Regions from separate parts of the Mus musculus genome. Here region 1 is linked to region 2. Evidence: chromatin contacts called from ENCODE Hi-C or POLR2A ChIA-PET data. All regions are on one chromosome and are shown on one strand. Each heading gives the region's core, a stretch centred on a gene start or an enhancer-like site at or near the end of the contact. The rest is flanking DNA. Distances are from core to core; before and after follow the strand shown.

Region 1 (3,136 bases), core at 411-2,910, 44 kb before region 2:
GGATGTGAGGCCACAGGAGTTAAAAGGATGGGCACAGAGGGAAACTGAGGACGGGTGAAGATTTGGCCTAGTGTCTAGTGGTGAGCTCCAGGATCCAGCCATGCCAGAAGAGAAAACCCTTATCCTAAACATTTTCCATGTATCCAGAACTATATTAATGTATTTATCACTTTGCCAACTCAATTTGAGATTAATTTGAGACAAATTTTTGTGCCCCTGTTTTTTTTTGGGGGGGGGGGGGAGGGGGTGCCCATTGGAAAGCATCCCAGAACCAATGCATCACTGATCTTAGGCAGGCTGTCTGCACTGAGGTCCCCTTAGCAAGTACCAGCACACAGACCTAAATTTCCTCCTCTAGCAAGCTGGACAGGTAATCTGAGTGGACCTTGCCAGCACCAACATCCATCACCAGTCCCTGGGCTTGAGTCTAGCTGGTGGAAGCCTAGACTGGCTTTTGGAGTTGTGAGAATTAAAAGATGGAATTGAACAGGTGTGATTTTTCTCACAGGCTTTAGTACAAATGAAATCATGTATTATAACAGCATTAGAAAGGAAGGTTCCTCTCTCTCTCTCTCTCTCTCTCTCTGTGTGTGTGTGTATATATATAATTTTTAAGATCACAAATGATAAGCATTTTTATTTTCTTTCCCTGGATTACATTTGCAACCTTTTCTGACCCAGAAGCCTGACCTACACAAATGTAAACCATTTTCCCCTTGGCTGTCATCTCTAGTTCCCATCATCATCAAACCTGTGTCACTCATAATCACCCCCCCCCCGACTTCCCTCCACATGCAGAAATAATATTCATTTGCTACGTTTTACAAGGTAGGATAAAACCACTGAATGGAGTCACGAAATGGAACCCAGAAAATATGTATTTGTGACTCATCACACCACCAGCTCCAAGCTAGCTAGGGTCTTCTAGTGACCTAGCTTTCCTGAAGCCTGGTCAGGTGATTTGGACCTCCCCCATCCCCTACCCTCACCCCATCCCTGGTAGGTTCTCAAGGTAGAATGACAAAGGTTGCTTTAAGACTAACCTAATCTGGGATGTCAGCAGAGTGGAGGGGGTGGGGAAGGGGTGGGGAAGCATAAAGCAAGGCTCCAAAATGGGTGTCTGAGAAAGAAATGTCTGGAGTTATCTAGGCAGGTGGGTGGTAGGTAGTCTTAACTGAGCCTCCTGGGCACACCCTAGACTTAGGGAGCATACGCATCAAGGAAGAATAGGGACCAAGACACTAGGGCACCAAAGAGCGTGAAACCACGCGGTGGAAATGGATTAGGAGTGGGCAGCAGCAGGGCTGCAGGCTCAAGGAGGTCAGCTCCTCTCCTCCGCCCTCCTGCGTCGGTGCCGCAGTCTCACCGCCCTAGCCCTCTGCAGTCGCTGCCTTTGCCCGGCCAGCTGCGGGCTAGGCCCCGGGCGGGGGTTCCGGAGCCCGGAGCTATTTTTAAAAGACGCGTCACCGGATTGGGGAGGAAGAGTCCGCGTCCAGGCCCACAGTCGGCGCGCGGCCGGCGGGAAGGGTCGCCTGGGCGAGTTTCGAACGATCGGAGCGCGCGAAAAGACGCAACCGACCGAGAAGACCCCGCCTGACCCCGGGAGACCGCGGGGCGTGGCGGGCGAGGGGCGTGGCCTGTGGGCGGGACTAGAGGGGCGGGGCCGGCGCCCTCCGGCCGCAGCAGGCTGGTGGCGGCGGCGGCGGTAGCAGCAGCGCCTAGTACTGCAGGGACAGCAAGGCAGCTACGCTAACTCGGACGCCGGGGAAGCCCGCGCCCCGCCTGCGCCTTTGCGGCGCTCCCGGGAGCCGGAGCTAGAGCAGCTCCGAGGTGCGCCGAGACCAGAGGCTGCTGCAGAGCCGCGGTGCGGGAGAGCCGCAGGTCGAGCCGGGCTACCGCGCAAGGCGCAGACATCCTACACCGCGGCGTCTGTCCGTGGCGGCTGCGCGAGAGACAAAGCCTCCGGAGAAAGATGCCCGCGGAGCACGCACCAGGCGGGCCAGGGAGCCGGCCCCTCCGAGCCTAAGCGCGCCTGGCCGTGCGCCGCGGGGACGCCGAGACCCCACCGGGTCCAGCAACGGGCGGGGCCCAGGTGCGCCCGGCCGCAGAGGGCCTGTGACTGCTCGGGGGGCGGCGCCCTCCCGCCGCAGCCGCAGTCGCAGTGGCCGGCGCCGCAGCGAGGAGCCATGGGCAACATCTCCTCCAACATCTCGGCCTTCCAGTCTCTGCACATCGTTATGCTGGGCTTGGACTCGGCCGGCAAGACTACGGTGCTCTACCGGCTCAAGTTCAACGAATTCGTGAACACTGTGCCCACTATCGGCTTCAACACCGAGAAGATCAAACTGAGCAACGGCACTGCCAAGGGCATCAGCTGCCACTTCTGGGACGTGGGCGGCCAGGAGAAGCTACGGCCGCTGTGGAAGTCCTACAGCCGCTGCACGGACGGCATCATCTACGTGGTGGATTCGGTGGACGTGGACCGGCTGGAGGAGGCCAAGACGGAGCTGCACAAGGTGACCAAGTTTGCGGAGAACCAGGGCACACCGCTCCTGGTTATCGCCAACAAGCAGGATCTGCCTAAGTCGCTGCCGGTGGCCGAGATTGAGAAGCAACTGGCGCTGCACGAGCTCATCCCGGCCACCACCTACCATGTCCAGCCGGCGTGCGCCATCATCGGCGAGGGCCTCACCGAGGGCATGGACAAGCTCTATGAGATGATCCTGAAACGCAGGAAGTCTCTCAAGCAGAAGAAGAAGCGGTAATGCGCTAGAGCAGCGATCTGGAGCAAGGCTGAGCGAGCAAGCCAGTGAGTGAATGAATGGACGTCTGGGTTGAGCGAGAACCCGCGAACAAAGACAACGAACCAAAGCGATGATTCGAATTTTTAAAACACGATCTCTGTATCCAAATACAGGACTTGGAGACTTAAGCCGGGTGTGGAGGCTGCATAGCCACCCATCTCGTCACCTGCCCCACCCCCCCACCCCAGCTCAGAGGACCTTTTGTCTATAATGCTTGAGCTACCGGTGGGATAGGGTGGGGGGGACCGGTGGGGAGTGGACGTGAGGACGCAAGGGTCCCGTGGTGTGCCCTCTGGCCCCAGGTGGGAAGCTTGGATGTCAGAGAGACAAAA
Region 2 (3,049 bases), core at 301-2,800:
CAAGCGAATGTGAGGAGTGCGGGGTAGGAGGAAGAGCCCCTGTGCTCAGCCAAACACAGGTAGAACATTCAGTAGTCGCTCATTGTGGGTGTGGACGCGGAGGATTCAGGGGGTGCCAAGTTAGAGTTTGAGATTCGTGTTAGAGTGTTTTTAGTTACTGAAAATCTTTCTTTTGTACTATAAATTCCTAACAGTGCAAAACAAACAAACAAACAAAACCCCCCAAAACAAAAACCAAACAACAACAACAACAACAACAAAAATCCTCAATCACCCACAAGCCAAACTCATCTATTTCCAAAAGTCTCCCCTCATCTACTGGGGTTCCAGTGCAGATGACCAAGCCTTTCTCATCTTTTGAGTTTTTCTGATCCAGCTCAAAAGTTACTATGCTAAGTAGGGCATTCTATGGGTCTCTCTCTCTCTTTTTTTTTAACCAGTTTGTATGGTAAGCATGAGATTACCTTTTGTTTGTTGGCATACTGTCTTATTTGCCCAAATCTTTTCTCTCTAGATTGGATTTATGCCATATGGGTGGGATATGTGTGTGTGTGTGTGTGTGTGTGTGTGTGTGTGTGTGTGTGTGATATATATACATCAGAGAGCATCAGAACTCATTGCAGATGGTTGTGAGCCACCATGTGGTTAGGTTGCTGGGAATTAAACTCAGGACCTTCGGGAGAGCAGTCAGTGCTCTTAACCACTGAGCCATCTCTTCAGCCCTCAATATTATAGTTTTGATACTGGTCCCAGTACCACACTGAAGTCTTGGCTAGCCTGCAACTCACTATGTAGACCAGGCTAGCCTTGAATTGACAAAGGCCCACCTGCCTCTTCCTTCTTCTGAGTGCTGGGATGGAAGGTGTGTATCATTCTACCTGGATTACTTCTTCTCAAAGCATTACCTACTTATGGTATTCACAAAGTGCTGTAAATGGTGGGTGTCTAGAAGAGAGGGACTTGGGGAAAGTCAGGCAAATGAACTCCTGGCTTGCTATAAGCCAGGTAGCCAGAAAAGGCGGCCTTGATTGCTGAGGTAGATGCTCCACTTCCTTTTGCCCTTGAAGGCTACTAGAGAAAATTCTGTTGGTCTAGGTGTCATATGGACAAGGGAGACCTGAACTCTCTGCAGCTCCCAAATTGTCAGGAGAGGAGACAGCCTAGACCTCCCAGCTCATGACAGAGGCTAAGTCCAAGCATGCTTCCCAAACATTGCTGTTCAAGGTCTGATCAGCTAATGCTGTCAGGCAGAAGGTAGGGTGGGGGTGGGGAGGGACAAGGACACTCCACACTGTCCTTACTCCCTGTGGCATGTAACCTTCCTGAGCCAGAGTCTTACTAGGGGCTGCCGGGCATCTGGAGGATGTGGGGGAGCATTCAGCTTCTCGTCCAGCTCCCCTCTTCTTTGTCCAGAAATAGGCACACAATGAGGAAATCGCCTGATTCCAAATGGCAACTGTCCCAGAAAAGCAGGTGCCCCACATGAGTGCTGCCGTGCACATGCAGTGACAGAACACTTTCCATTCAGGGCTTGGGAGCCTTGCTTGGTTTATAAAAGGCTGCAAGACTCCAAATGGGGGAAGAGAGCCATTGGGAAAATTGCCTTTGTTCTAAAGAAAACCCAAAGGAAGTAGGCGCTGGGCACTCGGTTTTGGAAGGCTGAGCCTGCAAGGCTCCTGAGCCACTGCCTGCTATTCAAGCAGGTGGTCAGAGTGTAGACAAGCCCTTGTTAGAAAGCAGGTTGAGGTGTCTTGGTGAAGACTTGCCTTTTCCTTTATCAGCTGTGGCCCACAGAGAGCCATCAGATGGTCACTGGATGCCACTTCGGGGACATTTGTTATTTTTTTTTCATTGTTGTGACCAAATTAACTGACAAAAAAACAATTTGAAGGAAAGATTTATTTTGACTCACAGCTCAAGATGCACACTCAATCATGGAGGGGTGGAACATGGAGAGGGGCAAGAACTTGCTTCCCTTCTTGTGGGTCAGGAAGCAAAGAAACCCAGGTGTTCATCCAGATTCTTCCGGTTTCCATTCTGTTCAACCTAAGACACTGTCCCAGAGCATGGTGCCTGCTGCACTCAGGGTGGGTCTTCCCTCATCAGTTAATTAAGCCTCTCTGGAGACACCTTTGTAGGCATGCCCAGAGCTTTGTCTCCTTGAGGACTCTAAAGTCTGTCAGGGTGACAGTGAAGATGGGTCATCACAGGCTGGAAGGTACAATGGGCTGTGACCAGAGTCTGTTTCAAGAAGGAAATTCCAAAGACAGATGAACTCAAGTTGAGCAAAACCACCTGTGGTCCTGGATAAGGTGGGCCTGAAACAGAAGACGAAGAAGGGTGGAGGAAGATGAGTGGCCACAACAGTTGGGTGCTGTTGGTCAATCTGGTAGCATAGACAGAGCAGAATTTAAAAGGGCAGAGCTCTCCTCCCCTCCTCCCCTCCTCTCCCTTTCCTTTCCCACTCTCTCCTCCTACTCCCCTCCCTTCCCTTTTTCCTTCCCTTTCCCATCTTCTCTTCTGCCCTGTCCTGTCCTGTCCTCTCCTCTCCTCTCTTCTCCCTCCATCAGAAAGAGTAGAGCCTGGGTGCCCATGGCTCTGGCCGTTCACACTGTGAGGTCTTAGCTTGTTTCTGCCATTCCTGGGGGGACCTGGACCAGCAAAACCACCCATGGGAGCAGAGAGCCTGGGTCAGCCCCAGTCAGGGAATAGCCACAGAGGCAGGCAGCTGGAGTCAAAGACCACAGAACTACTAGTTCCTGTTACCATGGAGAGACCGAGTGCTGGTCTTTGTGCTTCTCCTAAGGTGAATGATATCCTTCAAGGGGAAGCAACAGAATACCCCCTCCTTCTCTCACTCCTTTCCTCTTTCCTTCCTCCCTACAGTCTTCCCTCATCCATTCTTCCCTTCTTTCTCTTGCCCCCTTTCTCTTTCTTCTACACACACACACACACACACACACACACACACACACACACACAGCACTATTCTAGGCAGCTGGGATACAGCTCTCAAGTAAATCTTTGCCCCTGTAGTCTATCATTTGAA

Evidence for each region. A loop is a pair of places that touch in the nucleus more often than their neighbours do. ChIA-PET counts read pairs that join two places held with the same protein, here RNA polymerase II (POLR2A).
Region 1: a loop to region 2 is called in a map of heart, with 5 times the contacts of the local background. The contact joins the promoter of Arl4c here to the enhancer-like site in region 2. A Hi-C loop is called at or near these places in 13 of 37 maps with a recorded cell type or tissue (CH12.LX, Patski, T-helper 1 cell and 4 more). POLR2A ChIA-PET finds 5 or more read pairs at or near these places in 3 of 5 experiments (Patski and embryonic stem cell).

Annotation. Positions count from the first base shown.
Region 1 is chr1:88,700,715-88,703,850 of GRCm38, reverse strand. It overlaps Arl4c (ADP-ribosylation factor-like 4C), which reads left to right and starts at 1,660. Exons shown (of 1, transcript NM_177305.4): 1 at 1,660-3,136. The coding sequence starts at 2,187. The coding sequence ends at 2,765.
Region 2 is chr1:88,656,937-88,659,985 of GRCm38, reverse strand. No RefSeq gene overlaps it. Among named protein-coding and RNA genes, the nearest start is that of Arl4c, 44 kb to the left of the region's middle. Within about 2 kb of position 1,550, at least 1 of the 3 ENCODE cell types and tissues checked has a DNase peak (open chromatin) inside an H3K27ac peak, as active enhancers do; it is heart, where a contact is called at or near this core.